Regions from separate parts of the Mus musculus genome. Here region 2 is linked to region 1. Evidence: chromatin loops called from intact Hi-C (ENCODE). Cell type or tissue: gastrocnemius. All regions are shown on one strand. Links, peaks and the distances in the headings refer to the core of each region. The heading gives the core; the rest is flanking DNA.

Region 1 (10,716 bases), core at 2,345-7,344:
AAGCGAATGTTCTAATAACAATTTTCCTACCTATCTACTCTGACATCCTGAAAAACTCCTATAAATAAAAAGACACTGTCCATCTGTAACGGTCATTAAACTTTCTAATTTGAAAAAAAAAAACAAAAAAACAAAAAAACCACAGTGTATGCTTGACGTTAAGTGTCCTTTGCTGATGACATAAAGCCAACTTTCTCAAGGAGTTATCTCAAATTCTTGACATCTCTTCTTTATAATACATATTTTCATCTCCAGATTTTTTTCTAAACAAAGTGCAGTGTATTTTAAGCCTACAGAAAACACATTGGTATACAATTTTCAAATCTACACAAAAAACTGCAAGCAAACTAAAATCTAAAGTAGAGTAAAATGCCTAAACTTTCAAAACAAAATGCCAAAGAAGAATTTTAGCTGCATTTCCAAGCAATTAAATTAATGAGGGTTCCAATCCTTTGGCTCCCCCACAGCAATGTACAGCTGTTCAACTTCAAATACCAACAATAGTGGAAAAATGAGTTTTAGATATACTTAGCTACATCCACGGATTTGACTGGAAAGACTAGGAATAAGAAACAAGATAACTCTAGGAGAAGATGACATCTCTGTGTAACACAAACTCATTTTCTAGCTCCATTTCTGTACCGTAATTTCCAGCCTCTATATTCTTGAAACCAATCCTTTGAAAGAATCACACTGCAAAGCTGGTCTCAAGTATAAATGGCAAAAACAAAGTCCCCAATGTGTATGTGATTCAAAACCTGTGCTGCGCTCACCTCAGCCGAAACTTTCCAGACTAAAATAAGGGAGGAATAAAAGGGTTCTCCTCTCTCTCTGTGGTAAGAACTGAGCCCTGTCCTCTGTGACCTGCCTGTGGCTGAAGCACTTCTTGTCATTTCACCCAGGCGGGGCCTCCCCCAGGCCAGGGCTTCTACTTTAGGCCCTTTTGGAGGGCCACAGCCTTGCAGAAGCACTTGACACCATCACTGGCTCCTGACTCTGACCAAAGTTTATTCTGCGTCTCCATCTTCTGGCCGTCACTGTGCGGAAGCAGGGGTCGGAGGCAGAGCAATGTCATTTAACTTGCTAACTTCCATTTGCCAGTTTGGCAGCTTCTTGGCTGATAGGTGGCGTCGGGCATGCTTGGTTAAATGGTCGCTCCTCATAAACCGACGGTCACACATGGGACAGGCAAACTTCTTCTCACCTGTGTGTGTCCGCCGGTGTCTGGACAGTTCATCGGAGCGAGCAAACCTCCTTTCACAGCCTTTCCAGCTGCAGCTGAAAGGTTTTTCCCCTGAAGCAAAGAAAGCCAGATGGTTACTATACATTGACGCACAGAGTTTAAAATTGAAAGCTGGTCAGTTCATAAATTATCAAAGCTTGGCGCCATGGTTCACACCTTTAATCCCAGCACTCTGGAGATAGAGGCAGAAAGAAATCTGAGTTCAAGATCAGCCTGGTCTACAGACTGAGTTCCAGGGTAGCCAGGGCTGCACAAAGAAACCCCGCCTGAATAAATAATGTAATAAATACATATATATCATGTATATATTACCAGATGTGCTGCTTCCTCTGCCTCCAATTCCCAAGTGCTGGGATTACAAGGGTGTGGCACCAGGCCTAGGGACAAACTGACTAATTTTAAAGACAATGAGTCATCTACCTCACCCTCCCTTGCATTTGTGTCCACAGTCTAACTCCACATACACACCCACTTCAAAGACAGAGCCCACTCGGTCAGTACCTGTGTGTGTCCTCACGTGGGCCTTCAGATGGGAACTTTTAAAGTAAGTCTTGCCACACCCTGGGTGGCTACAGATGTGACTTCTTACTCTGGACGAGTCAATCTGAGGAGTGACCCTTGCTGCTGAAGGAGAGAATCCAGGAGCAGGGGCAATGGGAGACAGTCTGGTGCCACTGGGGCTCACCACTGGAGGCCTTGGGCTCTGCACAACGGGCTGGGGTACCACAAACACGACGGTGCCCTCAGGCACCTGAGTGCCCATGAACAACACAGGTGAGCAGACAGCTGGTGGCTGGCTAGGAGGAGTGCTGGGGACAACTGTGCTAACAAGAGAGTTGTTGGCAGGAAGGGGAACCATCTGGCAGATGACAGGCAGGGGTGGCACTCCCCCAGTGGATACTGTAGGTGAAGACACCAGTACTGACTTCTGCACTGGGGACGAAGGAGCTGGCTGAGACCTACAAATTACTGTCTCTGAGGAAGGCACAGCAAAGTCATATAGTGCAGCGCCCGCCTTCTCATCACCATCGGACACTGTGCTGGGCTCAGGCTTGGATCTGTTTGGTGACACTGCAGCACAGGGTATGTTCTTTCGAGTAGCCTCAACATTTCCGTGGGTTCTTCTCCGGAAAGAATTGTCCTGATAGTTGAGGATGCTAGCTGCTTTCACGGGGCAGGACTGGTGGTTGCACAGTTGGGCATCAGCTGTGTGACGGATGACACTGGTGGCTTGAGCCTTAGGAAGAGGAGGGGCAGCTAAAGGATTCTTTTCCTCCTCTTTGAAAGGAGTGGCGCCTGGAGGCTTGGCAGCATCGGAGAAAGATTTGAAGTGGCCAGTAGATGGCGCTGATGCAGTCAGATTTGACCCTTGGGAGGGTTCGAAGTCAGAGGGGCTGTAAGGTGGCGTTAAACACTACAAATACAAACACAAGCAAGGAGAGGAATTAGAGGTCCATTATGTAAACTCTTAAAAAATGCTGTCACTTCTACCCACTGAAAATACTTACAAATGCTGGGACTGTCTGAAGGTCAGGCGTCCCTGGAAGCAAGCTGTCATCCTCGGAGGTATCAGACACTGGTGTGACAGGCCTGTTTTCAAGGTATTTCTTGAAATGAGACTTCCAGTCGCAGCTCATGGACATGAGCGCTTCCACCGCTTCAAAGTCACTCTGCTCAGCTTTGTCCCAGGGATGCATCCCCTCTCTGGGCTTTTCAGAAATTAGTTCCATTTTCCCCTCCTACAAAAACAAAAGTTGAAGCTAATCAGTTATCTGGTTATCCAAACCGCAGGAATGCCCAATGCTTGCTATTTTATTTCAAGGTTAAAGGCCACCTTATTACCAGTAAGGGAATTAAGACGAATGTCTTAAAATGTAATTTGACTTAAACTACTTCCAGGTTAAAGTGGTATCTAGTTACCTAAAGTCTGAAATTGGTAACTTCATCACATACGGTGGAGATTGAGTAAAATAAGTGGACACACACAAATACAGCCAGGCATGGTGGGATACATGTATAATCTCAGGAATGTGGAGGCCAAGAAGTTGGAAGTTGCATCTCAAAATGCAAAACACACAAAGCAACCAAAGAGGAAAAAAATATTTTATTTTGGTCAAGTCTCAATCTCTTAATATCTATGATTTTTATCAGATTTATTAAACACAATGCTTTTCTGTACCATAAGGGACCAGACAGGCATAAAATATGTTCTTGGGATATGCAAAAACAAACAAACAAAAAACCCCGAGTACAAGTTGGTTTTAATTTAATTAAAACATGATTTGATAACCGATCATGCTCTGTGTGCAACACCTTCGACCTAATGTCTCACATTAAAAGTTCCATGACCTGAATTTCAAAAGAATCACCAACCATCTCTACTTTCCTCTTAAAAAGAACTTCCAAATTCTTCTGGTTAAAGTAGAGGTTGCAAAAATTATGAAAAGCCTCATAAAGTGGGGGAGCCTGGAATATAAGGCTCCAGGCCAACTCTGGCTATATAACTAGTTCAGGGCCAGCCTGAACTCATAAAGACAAAGCAAAAACCTAATACATAAATAAAATGGCAATGATAATCTTAACGCTTTTCTAAAAATGCCTATCTTCCTGCTGAGTGTGGGAAAACAAGACACGGTTCTTGAAACATCACTAACAATGTAATTGCATAATCGTTCGCGCCTTTATGTAAGCTGCAATGGATGAAGACTGTAAGTGTAAAAAGCCTATAGTCACCAACTCAAAGAAAGAGGGGTGGGAAAAAAGGCAGCCAGGGGTGAAGAATGTGAGCCGGGAGGGGAAGCCGGGAGGGAGCGAAGAGCTGGTGCGAGGCAGGAAAGGGAAGCCGGGTGGAGGCAGAAGCGAGGCGGGGCGGGGCGGGGCGGGGCGCGGGAGGCCGGCGGGGGAGATCCTCGCTGGCGGGGACCGACCGATGGGGCCGCCCTAACCTCAATGAGGCTGGCGGGTGAGTCACCGGGAACACTGCCCGCCGCGCGCACGTCCCCGCGCCCCGCCCCTGCCATTGGCCGGCCGGCCCGCGGCCCGCGTCCGGATTGGCTGGGCGGGCAGGGTGGGGGCGCGAGGAGGAGGGGGCGAGGCATGTGAACAAAGCGTGATCAGCGACTGCTCCGGGCGGCGCAGGAAACGTGAACTGGGAATTGCCGCGCCGTCACCTTTCCCCTACTTCCTGAGCACGGGCCCCCGCCCCCGCTCGGCCGGGGAGGGGCCGCGGGCGCCGCCGCCAACCGCTCGCCAGTGCGCGCCGGGCGGCGCGAGGGCTGGGCGGTGTCGGCTCCCGAGTCGCCCGCCCCTTCCACCTCCTCCGAGCCGCGGTTCCCTTAGGAACCGACAGCAGGGCCGGGCCTCGTTCCCGCCCCTGGCGGAGGCCGGGGCTGGGTCACTCGGGGACGAGAAGCTCCCCGGGTGCACCCGTTCGCCGCCCATCCCTGGCCTCCGCCTCGGCTGCGGGAGGTGGGGCCGGGTCCCCGCGGAAGCCCGACCGCCGCCCTCCTCCTGCTCGCCGCCTCCGGGGAGCGGCCGGAGCCTGGGGCACTCCGCCCACTCGGCCCGCGGGACCTCAGCCTACCCGCATCTGCAGCATTCGTCCGACTGCTGTTTCCGGCAGCCTGAGCCCCCGCAAGCAGTCTCTGCAGGCTCCCAGACGTGCGGCGCCCACAGCACGGGCTCCAGGCGCGCGGCCCCACGGTTCCCGCCTCGACACGCGGCCCCCGCGTCTCGCGGTCCCGACTCCCCCGCCAAGCTGTCGGGCTCCAAGGCAGGACCCTGCCCCCTGCCAAGAGTAATCTATAGGCAGCCACCTGCCTCCGCCTCGGATGGGGAGTCCCCTCCCGACGTCTGCGGGGGCGCCGCGGCTCCCCTGGCGGCCGCAGAGTCCGCGTGCCTTCCATACCCCGCGCGAAGCCGGCCATCCCCTCCCCCAGCCCCGGGCTAGCCCAGCCCCGCGGTCTCCACCTGGCAGGGTTTCCCCCTCCCCCGAAGAGCAGGCGCCCTCCTCTCGGCTAGGCAGACCGTGAGTAGTCCTTGTCACCCCGGGTCGCATTCCTGGTGCAGACAGGGGCATCTCCCGCCAGAGCCAGGTGCAGGGCGCCCCCTCCATCTAAACCGCGCTTCCAGGGAGACAGCCCCTCCAGCTCACTCGTCTCCTGGGGTCTCCCTGAGAGTCCTCCTTGTCTCCTGGATACCCAGGATCGCTCTCCCCTGGTCCAGGTCCCAGGCTTCTTCCGACCCTTTTTTTTTTTTTTTTTTTTTTTTTTTTTTTTTGCACATGCCCTCGATGATATTCCAGCCTGCAGGGAGGAAATCCCTTGCAAGACCCCGCTGCAGCCTGGGTTCTCAGGCGTGGCTTATTTAGGGGCTCATGCTTCGCGCTCCGGCTGGCTCCCCTACACTGACCGGCAGGAAAGGACCAGCATCCTCAGGTAACTTACCGAAGCTTGCTGGAGAGAAGCGCCGAAGTTGAGCATGGTTGGCTGCCTGGCCGCAGGTCGCGAGCTGCCTGGCTGCTGGCTGCTTAGTTAGCCACAGACGGGAGCACTGAGACACTAGACGTCGACGCCACCGCGCTCCGCGCTGTCTGCCCCCCTCCCCGTGCAGGTAGCCGCTCTGCCTGCCCCGCGCCGCGGGCGGGGTAGAGGGCGGGGCCTAGTGTCGACCAATCAGCGGCAAAGGTGTGTGAGGCCTCAGCCAATGAGCTGGCAGAGCCACGCGTGATCAGCGGCTGCCCGGCTGCAAGAGGCTCTGTCAGTGGAGCGTGTACACAACCCGAGGCACCGTGTTCCCTCGGTCCAGCCCCGGGGAACTCCGGGGACCACCTGACTCCGTGACGCCCCTCGCCCAACCCTAGCCTTCAGTCCTCCGCCCATGCCCGGGGGCGGCGCCGGCGGCGGGGCATAGCTGGGAGGCGCGGTGGCGGCGACTAGGCTTTGCGGAGAGCCGGCCCCACGTGGGGGGTGGGAAGGGAAGCCCGCTCCGCCCAGTCCCCTTCGCGCCCACAGCGTCTGGGCCCGCCAGGGAGTGGGCGGGACCCCGAGCAGGAGGCGGAGGCGGAGGCTGCGAGCGCGGCTCCGAGCCACCAGACGTTCTTTGGCAGCGTGGTTCTCGTGGGTCTTGCGTGGAAGCAAGGGATGGATGAACCACTGAGCGGCATTTCTGAGCATTTGCCGGGTTTTGTCACTCTAAGCCGGAGGACTGGGGAGAACCAGGGCGAGATGGTGGCGGCGGGAGCCCTGTCACGGAACAGACACCTGCTCGCACTCACCGCCCACGCCCAAGGCGGCAGGCGCTGGCTCGTCCTCCCATCTGCAGCACAGGCACTAGCAGCAGGGCCCGCCTCTGCGCGTCCCTCCCGTCCTTCTGGGCGGTTGGAGTGGGGACTAAGGGAAGCCGGTACCAAAGAGCTAGTGGCGTGGCAGGGAGCCCCAGACCCGACGCTCGGTGGCAGAATCGAGTTTGAGTTTGATGTAGTTGAAGTTTAAAATACAATGTTCGAGCTATTTCCAAGGTGGACTCCACTTCCCCCACCCGCGGGACCACAGTCTTCGCCGACGCCCTACCAAGAAACCGCTTGAGGGGATGGGGTGAGGAAAGCATGCTTGCAGGTGGGATTCCTGACCCGGTCAAACATCGAGTTCCTGTCCCTGCCCCCTCCACCGCTCCAGGGATTGAGGGCAAGCTGAGCTTCTTAGGGAAGCCAGCTTGTGGGTGCAGCAGCCCGGCTGAGGCTGTAGCCTCCTAGTCTGAGAGCTCTTGGCTCCTCGTTGGCGCCCTATTGCCCCGCCCCCTCGCCCGTTTGTGCGGGTTCACGGCAGCTGTTGGAGCCGGAGGGAGTGATAACGGGGCTTAAAGCAAACTAGAGATTTTTATCTTCTCCCTGGGACAGGCAGATCATGAGACAAAAGTCACTGCCCTCCTGTGGGCTTTTTCAGCCTGCTGGGCTAAAAGGGCTAAAGCAGGTGCCCTTTCTCAGTCACCACAGACTAGGTAAAGGAGGGAATTTGTTTTAGAGGCCTCCAGCTCTACCAACATCTATCTGATGGTTCCTTCTGGTATACCTAAAGCCAGCCAGCAACAAATGTAATGATAATAACGTGGGCCAGAGAAGCCCTGGGTGGGGGTGGGAGTGGGGGAAGATGACTGAATGGCCTCCTGTCACTGCCTGCTCTGAATCCGCTGGAGGAGCGCCAACTCAGCAACCCAGGCAGCTCTTCCTGCCTCTCTCCACCCGGTGCCCTGCTTCTGTCTGCAGGAGTGTCCTTCCCTGCAGGCTTCCTTCCGCTTGGGCTGGCCCATCCTGTTGATCTGAGTCTGAAGGGCTGGAGCAGCTGGCCTGGGCACCTGCTGCAGCGCAGGAAGCTCTTGTGTGTGCCCAGTGGCAGGCCTGCCTGCCTGCCTTCCTGTCAGGGAGCCGCCTCCGGGAGAGGTCACAGCCAGACCCACCAAGCCTGAACCCTGTGTCTGGCGTGGTGCCCCCACACCCACTCTGCAGGCTGAGTTGTAAGGAGCGTTTGGGACTTGGAGTGATCACAGCAGGAAAGAGGAGAGAAAGGGGTAGGAGAAACTGGGTAGTGGTGACCTGGAGATTCAGAGAAAGCCTTCCCCAGGCACTTCAGACCTAATATCGCCAAATCTAAAACTCCTCTTTCTTTGTGGTCTTAAGGGGTGATCATTGCCAGTCTAGCCACAGTTGCCTCCCTCCCTCAAAAACTTAAGTGAGATCTAGTTAGTCCCCAGCTCTAGACAGCTTTGCCTCAGAAACACCTACTTACTGTTTGTTTTACAAGGTACTCTGTCTGCCTGTCTTCACCCCCCTCCCCCCATTTTGTCTTCAGTAACAGGGTCTCACTATGCAGCCCTGGCTGGCTGACAAATTCTGTGTAGCCCTGGCTACCTAGACAACCCTCCTGCCACAGCCTCCCAAGTACTGGGCTAATGGGCACCAGGCAGGCACTTGGCTCAGTGTTTCACCTCTAGCTTGCACGAAGCTATTTCTGTCTGTAATCCCAGGACATCCACCCACATCACAACTTGTTTTCCAGAGCCCAGATGCCATGCTTAAACTTAAGATCACAACAATCCCTACTTAAATAAATTACCTTTGTCTATTGTTATCGGGAGATAAAAGGCTACCCCTTTATGAGCTAGGGGTCTCCAGCTACTCATTCAACTTTTCAGCCTTTTAGTAAGTTCTTCCCTTGCCCAGAGCCATCATACAGTGCATACATCTCCATGCCACACCCCCATTCAATAAGCACTGTCCTTCAGGCCTCTGTTCACTGATGCATTCAACCAATGTTATTGAGCATCTGCGTATTCTAGGCCGGCCAGTAGACTGGTCTCGAGCTCTTGAATCTTCTGCCTTTATCTGCCAACTACTGGGATCACAAGGGTGTGCCACATGGGAGGCTAAGACAAGATTGTCATAAATGAGACCAGCCTGGGCTACATAGTTTCAGGTGGAGACTGACTACTGAAGAATTTACAGGCTATGGAATGACACAAGACTTGGTGCAAAGAGAGGCTAGACTCTCTTGGAAGAGATGCTTTTTTTTTTTTTTTCTGAAGGCCCCTTTTCTCTCTGGTTTCAGTGTTTCCTTGCCATGTTGGTGAAGCCTTCCTTGATAGCTCCAGGCTGAATTATTTGCCTGCCTCTCCTCCAAAGCAATGTTATAAGTAAGGAGATATATATATATATATATATATATATATATATATATATATATATGTTATTGCAAAACCCTTTTATAGTATTGAATCCTGCCCACACCCCACTCAGATCTAAACTCCTATAAGACAGTGGTCATTTCATAATGTCCCTTCATATATACACTCAAGCTGGCCTGGAACTCTCAGCAAGCCTCCTGCCTCAGCTCCTGAAGTGCTGTGATCACCGACATGAGCTGTTGTGCCCAGTTCCATAGTTATCTTTCTTATTTACTATTTGTTCTTTAATAGGTACTTGATACATTTTTCCCAATGAATTAAATAAAATACTAGATTGTTTCTGAAGACCCCATGGGATTGCAGACAATGTGGGCCAATATGTGAGTGGAAGTACGAGTCCTTCCAAACCCTTCTCTTAGATTGTGCTGTTACAAGGCCCTTCATAGATGTAGTCATCTTGGGCATGAATAAGAGAGGAGACTTAATTTGGCTGTAGGAAGTGATACCTCAGATGCTGACCCTTATTGCTAATGGTGTTGGTTTCCCTTCAGTCAGAATATTGAAGATAGAGACTCCCCAGTTCAGATACTGATCTTAGAACACATTGTACCTACCAGCGAGCTTCTCTTTGCTCTGTACAGTCACCAAGTCTCATCCTTGTTCATCCCTTTTTGGCTGTACCACATGTCAGGCATTAGTGAACACTGGAGAACCATCATAAAAACATTCCCTGTGTTGAAGGAACTTCTAGGATAGTGGGAGAAGCTGGTAACTGTAGCCATTGCTACATTCTGGAAGATACTAAGAGAGCTGGTGCGCAGGTGATTTTGGAGGTGCTTAGAGCAGTGTCAGAAGGGCTTCCCTGAGTTAATTCTCAAAGCCTGTGGAGCAGGGACTGCCAGCTACTCAGTATATGCTTTAACAATAGGATCCACACACTTGAGAGGCAGAAGGAGGATGTGTACGTCACTGAAGGGATGTAAGAGAATGTTGCTCCCAGGGTCGGCAAGGATAAGTGTTAGCAGGGATGGCTGCATAGGTTGCCGTTCTAGCCCAGTATGGAGGATGGACTTGAGGAGTGGGAGCTAACACCAGTGTGGAGGCAAAGGTGACAAAATGAAGCCTAAAGAAAGGAAGGAGAAGCAGGTTGGAGAGGCTGGGGCAAAGATGTAACTTGCTTACTGGATATGGGGTGAGGAAACATACTCACTAGATCTAACGAGAGAGACATCGTTACCGGAAGAAGGGACCACAGAAAAGTCATGGGTTGTGGAGGACAGAAAGCCATGGTCAAATTGGCTTTATTAAAAAAGAAGAAGTCCGGGCATGGTGGTGTACGCCTTTAATTCCAGCACTTGGGAGGCAGAGGCAGGCGGATTTCTGAGTTCGAGACCAGCCTGGTCTACAAAGTGAGTTCCAGGACAGCCAGGGCTACAGAGAGAAACCCTGTCTCGGAAAGAAGAAGGAGGAGGAGGAGGAGGAGGAAGAAGAAGAAGAGGAGGAGGAAGAGGAAGATGAGGAGGAGGAGGAAGAAGAAGGAGGAGGAGGAGGAAGAAGAAGAAGGAGAAGAAGGAAGAAGAAGAAGAAGAGAAGAAGAGAAGAAGAAGGAGAAGAAGAGAAGAAGAAGAAGAGGAGGAGGAGGAGAGGAGGAGGAGGAGAAGAGGAGGAGGAGGAGGAGAAGGAGAAGAAGGAGAAGGAGAAGAAGAAGAAGAAGAAGAAGAAGAAGAAGAAGAAGAAGAAGAAGAAGAAGAAGAAGAAAAGAAGAAGAAGAAGAGGAGGAGGAGAAGAGGAGGAGG
Region 2 (10,716 bases), core at 3,660-8,659, 150 kb after region 1:
CAGGTTCAGCCTCTCAGCAGGTAGTGGCATCTTGGAGGAAAGCTGCAGATGTGGCAGGACAATAGACTGTACCTAGGTCAAAGACTCCACCCGAGGTGGGCTAGCAACTTTGGCAAGCCAGGTCTGAGCAGCCTGCTCAAGGCTGGGGGAAGGGCACAGTTTGCTAATGCATTAGTAAGTCCATGTAACTGTCATGCCTTTTAAAATCTCCTAGAAGCATTATTCATAATAGCCCAAGTATAATACAATCCAAGTTGCTGGGTGGACAAACACAATACGGGCTATCTAGTGAAACGATACTCAGCCATAAATGAATAAGCTGCAGCTAGATGCCATGTAAGAGATTATGTTAAGTCGGCCATCACTGGAAAGAGAGGCCCATTGGACTTGCAAACTTTATATGCCCCAGTACAGGGGAATGCCAGGGCCAAAAAGTGGGAGTGGGTGGGTAGGGGAGTGCGGGGGAGGGTAGGGGGGACTTTTGGGATAGCATTGGAAGTGTAAATGAGGAAAATACCTAATAAAAATATATTTAAAAAAGAGATTATGTTTAGTGAGAGAAGCCATGTGTGTTTAATAAATAAAAAATACCAGAATAGGCAATTCCATGGAGACATAAATTAGTGATTGGCAAGGCTTAGGGGAAGGGACTGTGGGGAATAGCTATTTTGCAGACACAGGATCTCCTTTGGAGACTGTTGAAGAATATTCTGGAACTAGATGGTCATATAACATTGTAAATGAACTAAATGTCACTCTGTTGTTAACTGTAAGAATGTGGATTTAATGCTACATGTACCTTTTGTATATGTTTTTAAAAAGATTTATTTAGTTTTATTTATGTGTGTGTGTATGTGTATCCATGTACAGATGCCCATGAAGGCAAGAAGAGACCTTAGGGCCCCATGAAGCTGGTGTTACAGGCATTGTGAACCACCTGATGTGGGTGCTGGGAACTGAACCAGGGTCTTCTGGTTAGTGATAAATTCTACTAACCATTGAGCCATCCCTCCAGCCCCTCATATGTATCTTACCACAAAAAATGTAGGGTTCAAGGTGTCACCCCTTGAGGTTTGGGTGAGTGGACAAGTGAGGGAATGGTCCCTGCAGGCAGTGGGGAGCCTTAGATTTGAGGTACAATGCCAGGGTAGAGGAACTGGGACCCAGTTACACTGTAGAGCAGCAGAAGTCACTGGACAGAGGAGTGTCCCATCTCTGTCCTTACACCTTAATGAACCAAGCTGCAGCCCTGTCTCCCATGCACAGCATCTGTCTGTTGTGTCCAGCACCTGCCCTTACTGCACTGACATCACCCCAAGTATCACACAACACCCTTCATCAGAGCTGAGTGTGACCTGGAGTTCCACTGTGTTCACACTGAGACCCTGCACGTTGTAACTCCAGCATGGCTGGAGCAGTCCTCTGCCTCAGTCTGTGCTGCTCAGTTGCCAGAGCTCACCCTTTTTGATTCAGCCCTCTGGGAGCCTTGGAAGAGGTATCAGTCACTTGTCTCATTTCTGCAGCAGCACACCTGGGAAAAGCAACTTAAAGAAGAAAGGGTTTGTTCTGGCTCACAGCCCTGGGGGGCACAACCCAGCATGGCAGAGAAGGCACAGTGACCAGATGGTAGCACATGTGTCCACAGCCAGGAAGCAGGAGCAATGATTCTTGTGCTCAGCTAGCTCATTGTCTCCTTAAAAAACAAATTATCACCTGTGTGTGTGTGTGTGTGTGTGTTAATCTGGGAACTCAAGCAGGGTAGAAACCTGGGTCAGGTTAAAGCAACCTCTACAGAACTGCTTCTTGCCACAGAGATCCTGGTATAAGGCCTTGAGCTACATTGCTCTCCACCCAATCTGAACACACACACTGCACAGCCTGCCTCCTTGCTGGGAACAGCAGAGCTGCACTGAACCAGACAGCGTCTGTCCCGTGGACCTTGGCCTGCCCAGCTGTCTGCCCTAGCAAGCTGCACCGAGAAAGAGTAAAGTGGCCCAGGAGCCTGTTTCTCCCAGCTGCGTCAGAACACCACCAGTGAAGGCCGTGGTCATGGTGTGAAGATCAGACAAACACAAGAGCATTTTGTGGTGACGTCTAACCTGAGCATAGCAGCAATTCAAATTTAGGAATAAGATTCAATTAGAAATCTCTTAGGGATATTATCAGTTTCATTTTTATTACTTTTTAAGTGTTCATTATATCCCAGTGTACTTTGTTCTTAGTTGCCATACCCAAGGATATTATTATTTTAAGCATTGCACATTTTTTAAATATTTATTTTTTGTTTGTATTTGTGTGATGGGGAGGGGCCACTGTGCACATGTGGAAGTCAGAAGACAACTCCACAGTTCCCTCCATCCGGAAAGGCCCTGGGAAGGGAATAGGTCCCGCGTCACTAGGTTTGCATGGCAAGTGCTTTTATCCACAGAGCTACCCCTAAACTGTGTGTTTTTCCGTCTATGTTGGACCACTTTCTGGTGTGGTTTGGTGGGGAGGGATTTGAGGGCTTTTTGTGTGGGTAGTGCTGAAGGTAGGGCCTACCAGTGAGCCACACTGTAACCCTAGATGAATTTTATAAGCAGGTTCATACACACACACACACACACACACACACACACACACACACACACATATATAGTGCCCAGCGTAGTAATGAATTTCTTTAAGCCCAGCATTTGGGAAACAGAGGCAAGCAAATCTATGTGAGCTTGAGGCCAGCCTGGTCTTCACAGTGAATTCCAGACTAGTCAGTGTTATACAGTGAGACTCTGACTCCAAAAAAAAAAAAAGTATTTACTTTTATGTATGTGAGTAGTTTGACTGCATGTATATACACACACCACGTGCTTGCAGTGCCAAGGAGGCCAGAAGAGAGTCTGGACTCTCCTGGACCTGGAGTCCTAGGCTTGTGAGGAGCTCTATGGGGACTGAGAACCAAATCTGGATCCTGCGCAAGAGCAGCAACTGCTCTTAACTGCCGAGCCTTCTCTCCATCTCCTTCTGGGAGCAGGTTTTTAACGATCTGCTGTCTCTCTTCAGCAAATTCTGAGAGACCCCCTGCCTCCTCCCCAGACAGATAAGGGGAAGCAGAGGCCAGAGCTGCGACTCGGCCACCATTTTCCCTGGGGCAGGGCACACGGCCTCTCAAGCATAGTCAGAGGCAGCAGCAGGCTGCTGAGCTAGCCTAGAGAGGACAGTCTTGCTCTCCTGTCCTCGAAGTTCCCTCCCCTATAGCTGAGATGATTGGCTCATATGTATCTCTCAGCTTGCAGAATCTCCTCTGTGGGAAAGTGGTTGTGTGGGGGGCAGTGCTGAGCACCTTTGGAGACTTATGCTTCTGAGGAGGGTCTGGGGCAGTGAAGCCAGCAGCACTCAGAAACAAGCAGCCCTACAAATTAAGTCAATGCAAATGCACTAATTCATTGCCAGGCCTTGGTGAACGCAAGGCCAGACAGGATCCTCAGACAGGATCCTCAGACAGGATCGCCTGGAATCGGGGTATAAAGAAGTCACATTCCCATGAGTCTGGAGACAGTTTGAGATGGTGTGTGTGTGTGTGTGTGTGTGTGTTTGTGTGTGTGTGTGTGTGTGTGTGTGTGTGTGTGTGTGTGTGTGTGTGTGTGTGTGTGTGTAGGCCAGAGGTCAACCTCAGGTACTGTGCCTGAGGAGCTGTCCACTGTGCTTTGGGGACCTGGGACTCTAGGCTGGTTGGACAGAGAAATCCTCCTGCCTCCACTCTTCAGTGCTTTGATTATAAGGCGAGACATGTCTGTGCTTGGCTAAGGATGGATCAGATGGAGTGGTGACCATTGCTGTTGAGACCTCCTTTCCACAACAGAGAACCCGTCCAGGATCGTGCCACAGCTGGTCCTGCATGAAGCTTGGTGCGGAAGGTTTTACCTCAAAAGCTCGACAGCCTGGGTTATATCCCAGATGCTCAGTGACAGGAGACAGCTGACTCCTGAAAGCCTGCCTCAGACCTCCACACGTGTACAGTGATCCATATGTGCCTGTACCCACACACACCGCAAACACACCACACACACCATATACCACATACACCACACACAATGCACACACATACCATACACACACCACACACAGAGACATATTACATACACACATCCCATACACCAAACACACTATACACACCATACACACGCCACACACACCATATATATACATCCCACATGCACCACACACACACACCATACACCACACACACACACCACACTCCACACCCTCCCACACTCCCACATATACACTAATGAAATAAATCAAGTTCCTTAAGGTAGGTGGCTCATCAGGTAAAGGTGTTTGCTCCCAAACCTCGAGTCCCCATCCCCACCCCCGAAACCATGCATGGGAAAGAGTGGATTGACCCTCAAGTTGTCCTCTGACATCACACACACAGTGGCAAGTGTGTCATGGTAGAAGCAGGAAGAATGTAGTCGAAGCCAAACCTGGGCTACAGAACGAGACCATGATTCAAAGAAAAGACAAAACTGAAGGAGAAGGCAAATCAGCTGCCTGCGCACATGCAGCATCTAAAGGCTACGTGAGAGCATGCCCAGGAGAGGCCTGCACCAACCTGAGCTTCGACTCCTGACCTCCAGAACTGAGCGTTTTGTCATTTCAGCCACTCTGTGTTCTTGGGTTGTAACACTCAGTTTGCTCCCCTTTGCTGTCATAAAACACCATGACACAAAGCACTGGGCTCACTCCTCCTTACAGCTCATGTCCATCACGAAGGGGAGTGGGGCTGGGAGCTCTGGCAGCAACCAAAGTGGAGACTGTGAAAGAACTCAGCTTACACGGGCTGTCCCATCACTCGTCAGCCTGCTTGCTTAGGATGCTCAGGCCATGGGCCCTGGAGTGGCACTATCCTGGCTATGCTGGGTCCTCTCACACTGGACTGGCAGTCTGATGGAGGCATTCTCTCAGCTGAGTCCCTCTTCTCTGGGTGACTCCACCTTGTGTCAGATTGACAAAAATACTAACCAGGGTAAATCCCCAAGCTGACTAGATATTTTTCTAAGGGATCTGGCAGTGGAAATTGGTGTTAGTTTCCTGTTGCTATTGTAACAAAAGCCCCAGACTGAAAGGTTAAAACTATAGAAAATTGTCTCTGTGTTCTGGGGGCCAGAGGTCAAACACGCATGTCAGGTCAGGAGGACCCCCTCTGGTCCTGCTCAGCTTCTGTGGCTCACAGTGGCTTAGCTCAAAGCTTTGCCTCCTGTGAAGTCCCTTATACTGCTCCTGCAAGGGCACGTGACACTAAACTTGATGTTCACCCAGAGAAGTCAAGATGTTCTCAGCCTGAAATATTTAATCATGTCTTCAGAGTCCCTTTTCCAAAATAAGGTCTCTACCACATGTTTGTAGGGTCAGAACAAGGGAGGCCCCATCAGAGACCTGAACCTTTGCCTCTGTCTTGTGTCTCCCAGAGGCCCTCCCTCCCTTCTCTCCTCTAGTCAGTGGCAACAGTGCTCCTCAGAATCGCATGGGAGGTCACCTGTGTTCTCTGGTTTGTTTTCATGGGAGCCTTCTGCTTCTCTCTGCCTTCTCACCACCACCTTGCTGGTTGGATGGTGCTGCTGAGGATTCCGTGCTGCTGAGGCTGTGGATGGCAGAGACTCAGCTGACAATGGGGGAGGAGAGGTAAAGAAAGACAGCTGTCACATCATCACATTAGGAACAGTGACAAACAGCCAGCTGTCATGACTTCGGCATAATCCCCACGCCAGCCAGACAGCTGGTGCTCAGAACCTCACTTTGGAGGTTTAGAAAGAATTAAGTGATGTTTCCAAGTCTGGCAAGCTTCAGAGCCGGGATTCGAACTCTGTATCTGGCTCTAAATCCACACTGTAAGAGAAGGCTCTGTGTGGGCAGGGTGTTTAGAGAGACAGGGAATTGTTGCTGATGGCAGAAGTGCTGCTTAGTAAACCCTCAGCCTGGGAGGTGCTGCAGCACTGGCCCTGACTTGGTGGCCCACACTCCTTTGACTAGACTCTAAGCAAACTGGGCTGGGAGGCCCTGGCTCCCATTGTCACCTCCTGCATCCATCTCCCCACGAGACTGGAACCCCTGAGCCTGCTCCCAACCCCCTCCTCTCTCTCTGAGTGAGCCTCCCCCCCCCCACCCGCCTGCTCCCTCCCTCCCCTCTCTCTGAGTGAGCCTCCCCCCCCAGCCTGCTCCATACCCCCTCTCTCCTCTCTGAGTGAGCCTCACCCACCCACAGCCTGCTCCCTACCCCCTCTCCTCTCTCTGAATGAGCCCCCCCCAAGACTGCTATCTCCTCCCTCCCCTATCTCTGCGTGAGCCTTCCCCAACCCTTTCTCTCAGTCTCTCTCCATCACACACAGAACTACCAGAAATTTCTTGCCATCAACTGTGAGGAATAATTTAGAGGAGGCATAGTCGTTAGAGGTGACAGGGGCATCAGAGACTGAGCAATCCCAGTGCAAGTAAGATGGGTGAAGCTTGATCCTTCTATGAAGGACTGAAGAGGACACAGGGCAGGCAGGTCAGCCCCTTGAGTCCCTTTTCGGGGAGATACCATGAAGGCAAATATCTCATCATGTTACCAAACCCAGCTGATCACATAAACAAGATTACGGGATTGGTCATCAGGCTGCCAAGATTTCTCAAATGAGACTCCCCAAGGGCGGAGAGGAGGGACGGTCATCAACACAGAACCCCCTGGAGCCTAGCCCGCAGAGTATACCACGCTCTGTGGGAGGATGGCTGAGGGACCAACAGAGTTGCTGGTGTGTGCACACAAGTATGGTTGGTTTCCTTTCAGCATTATTTTCTAGTGGAAATGTCACAGCTATAGACCAACTTGTGGAAGTGGGGTTGGGAGGACATAACTATATAGCCTGACAGAGCTGACAGGAGGTGTTTCCTTCTGAGGGAAACCAGAATTTTCCTGAGCAACAAAGAGGAATGGCACAGGCCGAGCTTCTAGTGTTGGGGCAACCTGAGCCAGACTATTTGGTAACTGCAGAAAGCCCCGACTCCTGTGTCTTGGTTTTGTCATCTTTTAGAATGGATCTAAAAGCATCGCTGCCAAACCATTCTTCCTTCTCTTCCTCCCAGGCAGGCCGGCACCCCGCCCCCCTCCTGTCTGTTGTTCACCAGAGAGGACCTGGAGCAGTCCCCCCCCCCCGCCCCCCCAGCGACGCATGAGCAGAAAGACCCAGAGGAACTGCCCTACAACGCTAGGGTAGAGGAGTCCTCAGAGAAGGCCTTGTCCTGTTTTGGAGAGACTGCTAGACTCTCTCCTTGGCTTCTAGGGAGCCTAGGTCTCTCTCTCTCTCTCTCTCTGTCTGCCTCTCTGTCTCTCTCTCTCTCTGAACCCACAACCCTCCACAGCTACACAAACCACCAGTCACCCAGCTAATCTCCCTACATTGGCACTTCAGCCTGGCAGCGCCCTCCCCTCGGGGGTGGGGGTGGGGTGGGGTTTCCATGACCTCAGCGCCAGAGAATGTGGGGGATGGGCGGAACAGCTGGGCCCGAAGGGAAGGTCAGAGCAAGGCTTTGGAATTACTGGGCCACTGGAGATGTGGCTTAGTGTCACTAACCTCGCAGGTGGCAAGGCTGGCCCACCATGTCCGAGGGAGCCAGGCACCTGTGATCAGGCCTGGTGTACTAGGACATGTAGCCGGGCCTCTCCTGTGATGATTGTCAACTGGGTCATTTCTTGGCTCACCTAGTCCTCTCTTCTGACTTGTTTGAAGGTGTTTTGCAGGCTCCCTGTTGCAGCTGCGGGGCCAGCCTGCTCTGTCCACGGAGATGCTGCTCTGAGAGGAAGTATGGGGTCTCCCGAGGCCCCAAGTGGCAGCTCTGGGGCCAGCTTCAGAGGCTTGCAGGCCCTAGGGTCTGCCCAACAGCTGCTTCATCTCACTCCTTTGCCTACCCCGTCTCAGATGGATTCAAGAACAGACCTAAGGTGACCTGTTGGAGCAAACAGAAATACAGTGTAGCTGACTAAATTTGAGCATCAGAGAAATAATTTTTTTTAGTATCAGTACACACCTCATGAAATATTTGAGACATATGTTTAAAAGGGGGTTGGTGCTTATCAAGAATTCAAATTTAATAGGATGGCTGGAAATTCAGGCAGGACCTCATTTTATTTTCAAATTCTATAAATGCCCCTCTTCTCTGCTTATTTGTGGGGAGACACTTAGGAATAAGCCTACAATACACATTAATATTCTTCTGTTATTATGAAATTAATCCAGTTTTAAAGCTCTGGAACATTATTGATTTTTGGAAACATTTCTGCAACTTTTTATTAACTTCATATTTCATAGTTTATAATAAAGACTTCCAGCGGATAATTTCTTTTTCCTTCTCTTTCTTATTTCTGTATGTTGTTGTGGACTGTACTGCTGGCGGATAGAAAGGCATTCTAGTCTTACCTGACTGTGAATCAGGCTGAAGGGAATGATGCTAGCTATGTTGCCAGGCAAGGTCTGAGCTTCTGGGCTCATGAAGCCCTCATGCCCTATAACCCAAACAGAACTGGGAATGCTTGCCACCACACCTGGCCCTTTATTGCTGTTTCCTGCCCTCCTCAGTAGGGGATACACACACAGGAGGAAGGAAAGACAGACATGTGCTACTACAAACCCCAACCTCAAGATGCTAACATGCACCCTGCTTCCTTTGGAAAGTCAAGCACTAGGGTGAGTCCAGCACTCCCTGGAATGACAGATGTCCCTGGTATAAACAGAGTCATGACAGCTTGCTCTGTTCTTTGCATAGTAAGGCTCGAAACTCAACTCTACAGACCAGGGTCCCAGGTCTCTGTCTCTGGACATGTCAAGAGCCTGAACCACATTCTCAATGCAGCTCAGCTAGAAAGCCTACTCTCTCAGCCACATGGCCTCTCCTAGGTCTTCAGGGAAGAGGCTTGGGGACAGCCTGGCCCTGTGTGTAGTGGCTCCCTGGCAAGGGACCATCGAGAGACCCTCCCTGCCCTTGCAGGGAGACATCTGTGAATACCCAGCAGGGTCAGAAGTTCAGGAGCCACCCCTTTGATGTAGCCTCTCCTCAGCCACCTACGCAGACAGAGACTCCAGACTGGACTCCCACCCCCACCCCTCTGGTGCCTTCTCTCCTCCTCCTTTCAGGGCTCTCAAGCACTTGGACAGAGTGCCTTGGTTTAGGGGTGCACAGTGGACATTCCAGTCAGGGGCAGCAGGGCAGCAGCTTACAGCTCTCACTCCTGTCAATGAATAGTGGCCAGGAGGGTTCTGGCTCCACCTCTCATTTCCTCTGTCCATGAACTGTTGATTCATATGTGTCTCTCCCACCTGTTAGGTTAAGTTCCTGGTCCTCCTGGTCCTCAGTCTTCTCATCTGTGGAAGGGGCAAGAGAAGGATTAAAAAAGGCAATACAGGAGATTAGAAACTGGGTCAGTGACATAGCTCAGAGAGTACAGGTGATTGCTGCCAAGACCAGCTGCCTGCGTTTGAGCCTTGAAATGGATGATGGAGGAAGAGAAGCAACCCCACACACGTACCACACAAGAATAGCCAATAAGTAATAAAGGCAGAACATTGTCTGGCTTATAGAACATGCTTATTGAATGTGAGGTGCTGCATGGACAGCACAAGGAAGAGACAAGACGAAGCTGCTGTCTCACCCCACTCCGGCTCAGGGACTCTTTGGGAAGAAACCTGCAAGTCCTTGTGCAGTGGATTTCTGATGCCTTGTTTGGATGAGTCGTTGGAATGCTCTTCCTGCTCTGGGGGAAAGCCCACAGTACTTTCCATGCCTCCTCAAGGTAGGAAGGAGTCAGACACAAAATTCCTAGCTAGTGAGACAGCGAGGAGCGGGCATGTGACCTGGTTTCACCAATCAGAGGTGTTCACAGAAGACCTTGTCAGAAACTGAAGTGTCCTGGGGGCGACACTCTGCTCCACACCAGCCTAAGCTTCCCTAGAGAAGGTACTATGTTCACCCCTAAAATGGCATACTGGGATCTAACCCTCAGCACCCCAGAAGGCACCCTTCAGGGAAACAGTCCTGTGAATGATCAGATTAGGATGAGGCCCTAGCAGGTGCTTTGATGCAATGGCCTCCTCCTCCTCCCCCCTCCTCCTTTTTGTGTTTTTGAGACAGGGTTTTTCTGTGTAGCCCTGGCTGTCCTGGAACTCACACTGTAGACCAGGCTGGTCTCAAACTCAGAAACCTGCTAGCCTCTGCCTTCGAAGTGCTGGGATTAGAGGCATGCACCACCACTGACCTTGTCCTTCTAAAAAAGAAAAATTCAGCAGGTACGGTGGTGCACACCTTTTATCCCAGCACTCAGTGGGCAGAGGTAGTCAGATCTCCAAGTTTGAGTCCAGTCTGGTCTACAGAGTGAGTGAGTTCCAGGAGAGCCAAGGCTACACAGAGAAACCTTATCTCATAAAACAAAACAAAAACATGAGGGAGAGAGAGAGAGAGAGAGAGAGAGAGAGAGAGAGAGAGAGAGAGAGAGAGTGGGAGAAAGGGAGAAAGGGAGAAAGAGACAAAGAAAGAGAGAGAAAGGGAAAAGAAAAGAAACATTGTGGCAATAGACACATTGTGAAGTAGAGCCAAGGTCAGGTGATGCTTCCACAAGCCCAGAAGCTCCAAACCCTAAAGCATCCAGAACTGAGAAAGGTACTGAACAGATCTTCCCAAACAGCCCTCAGCAGCAAACGACCCTGCAAG

The links. A loop is a pair of places that touch in the nucleus more often than their neighbours do. Peaks named below come from ENCODE experiments on the same cell type or tissue, not always from the same donor. Only the 100,000 strongest peaks of a DNase experiment are listed, where the experiment ranks them.
Region 2: it touches region 1 in a loop (2.1-fold over the local background); 6 of 42 quality-filtered maps call a loop at or near these places.

What each region holds. Positions count from the first base shown.
Region 1 is chr15:38,294,871-38,305,586 of GRCm38, forward strand. It overlaps Klf10 (Kruppel-like factor 10), which reads right to left and starts at 5,841. Exons shown (of 4, transcript NM_013692.3): 1 at 5,689-5,841; 2 at 2,752-2,982; 3 at 1,745-2,657; 4 at 1-1,294. The coding sequence starts at 5,724. The coding sequence ends at 1,035. It overlaps Gm35248 (a long non-coding RNA gene), which reads left to right and starts at 3,877. Exons shown (of 3, transcript XR_001781645.2): 1 at 3,877-3,951. In gastrocnemius, for the core only: CTCF peaks have their summits at 2,584 (motif pointing right), 5,105 and 6,571; DNase peaks (open chromatin) are centred at 2,578, 4,295, 5,114, 5,923 and 3 more places; H3K4me3 peaks cover 4,588 bases; H3K27ac peaks cover 5,000 bases.
Region 2 is chr15:38,445,442-38,456,157 of GRCm38, forward strand. G930009F23Rik (a long non-coding RNA gene) reads right to left here and starts at 10,067. Exons shown (of 6, transcript XR_875184.1): 1 at 9,662-10,067; 2 at 9,330-9,374; 3 at 7,718-7,962; 4 at 5,516-5,641. In gastrocnemius, for the core only: no CTCF peak of the experiment used is centred there; DNase peaks (open chromatin) are centred at 5,781 and 7,557; H3K27ac peaks cover 3,133 bases.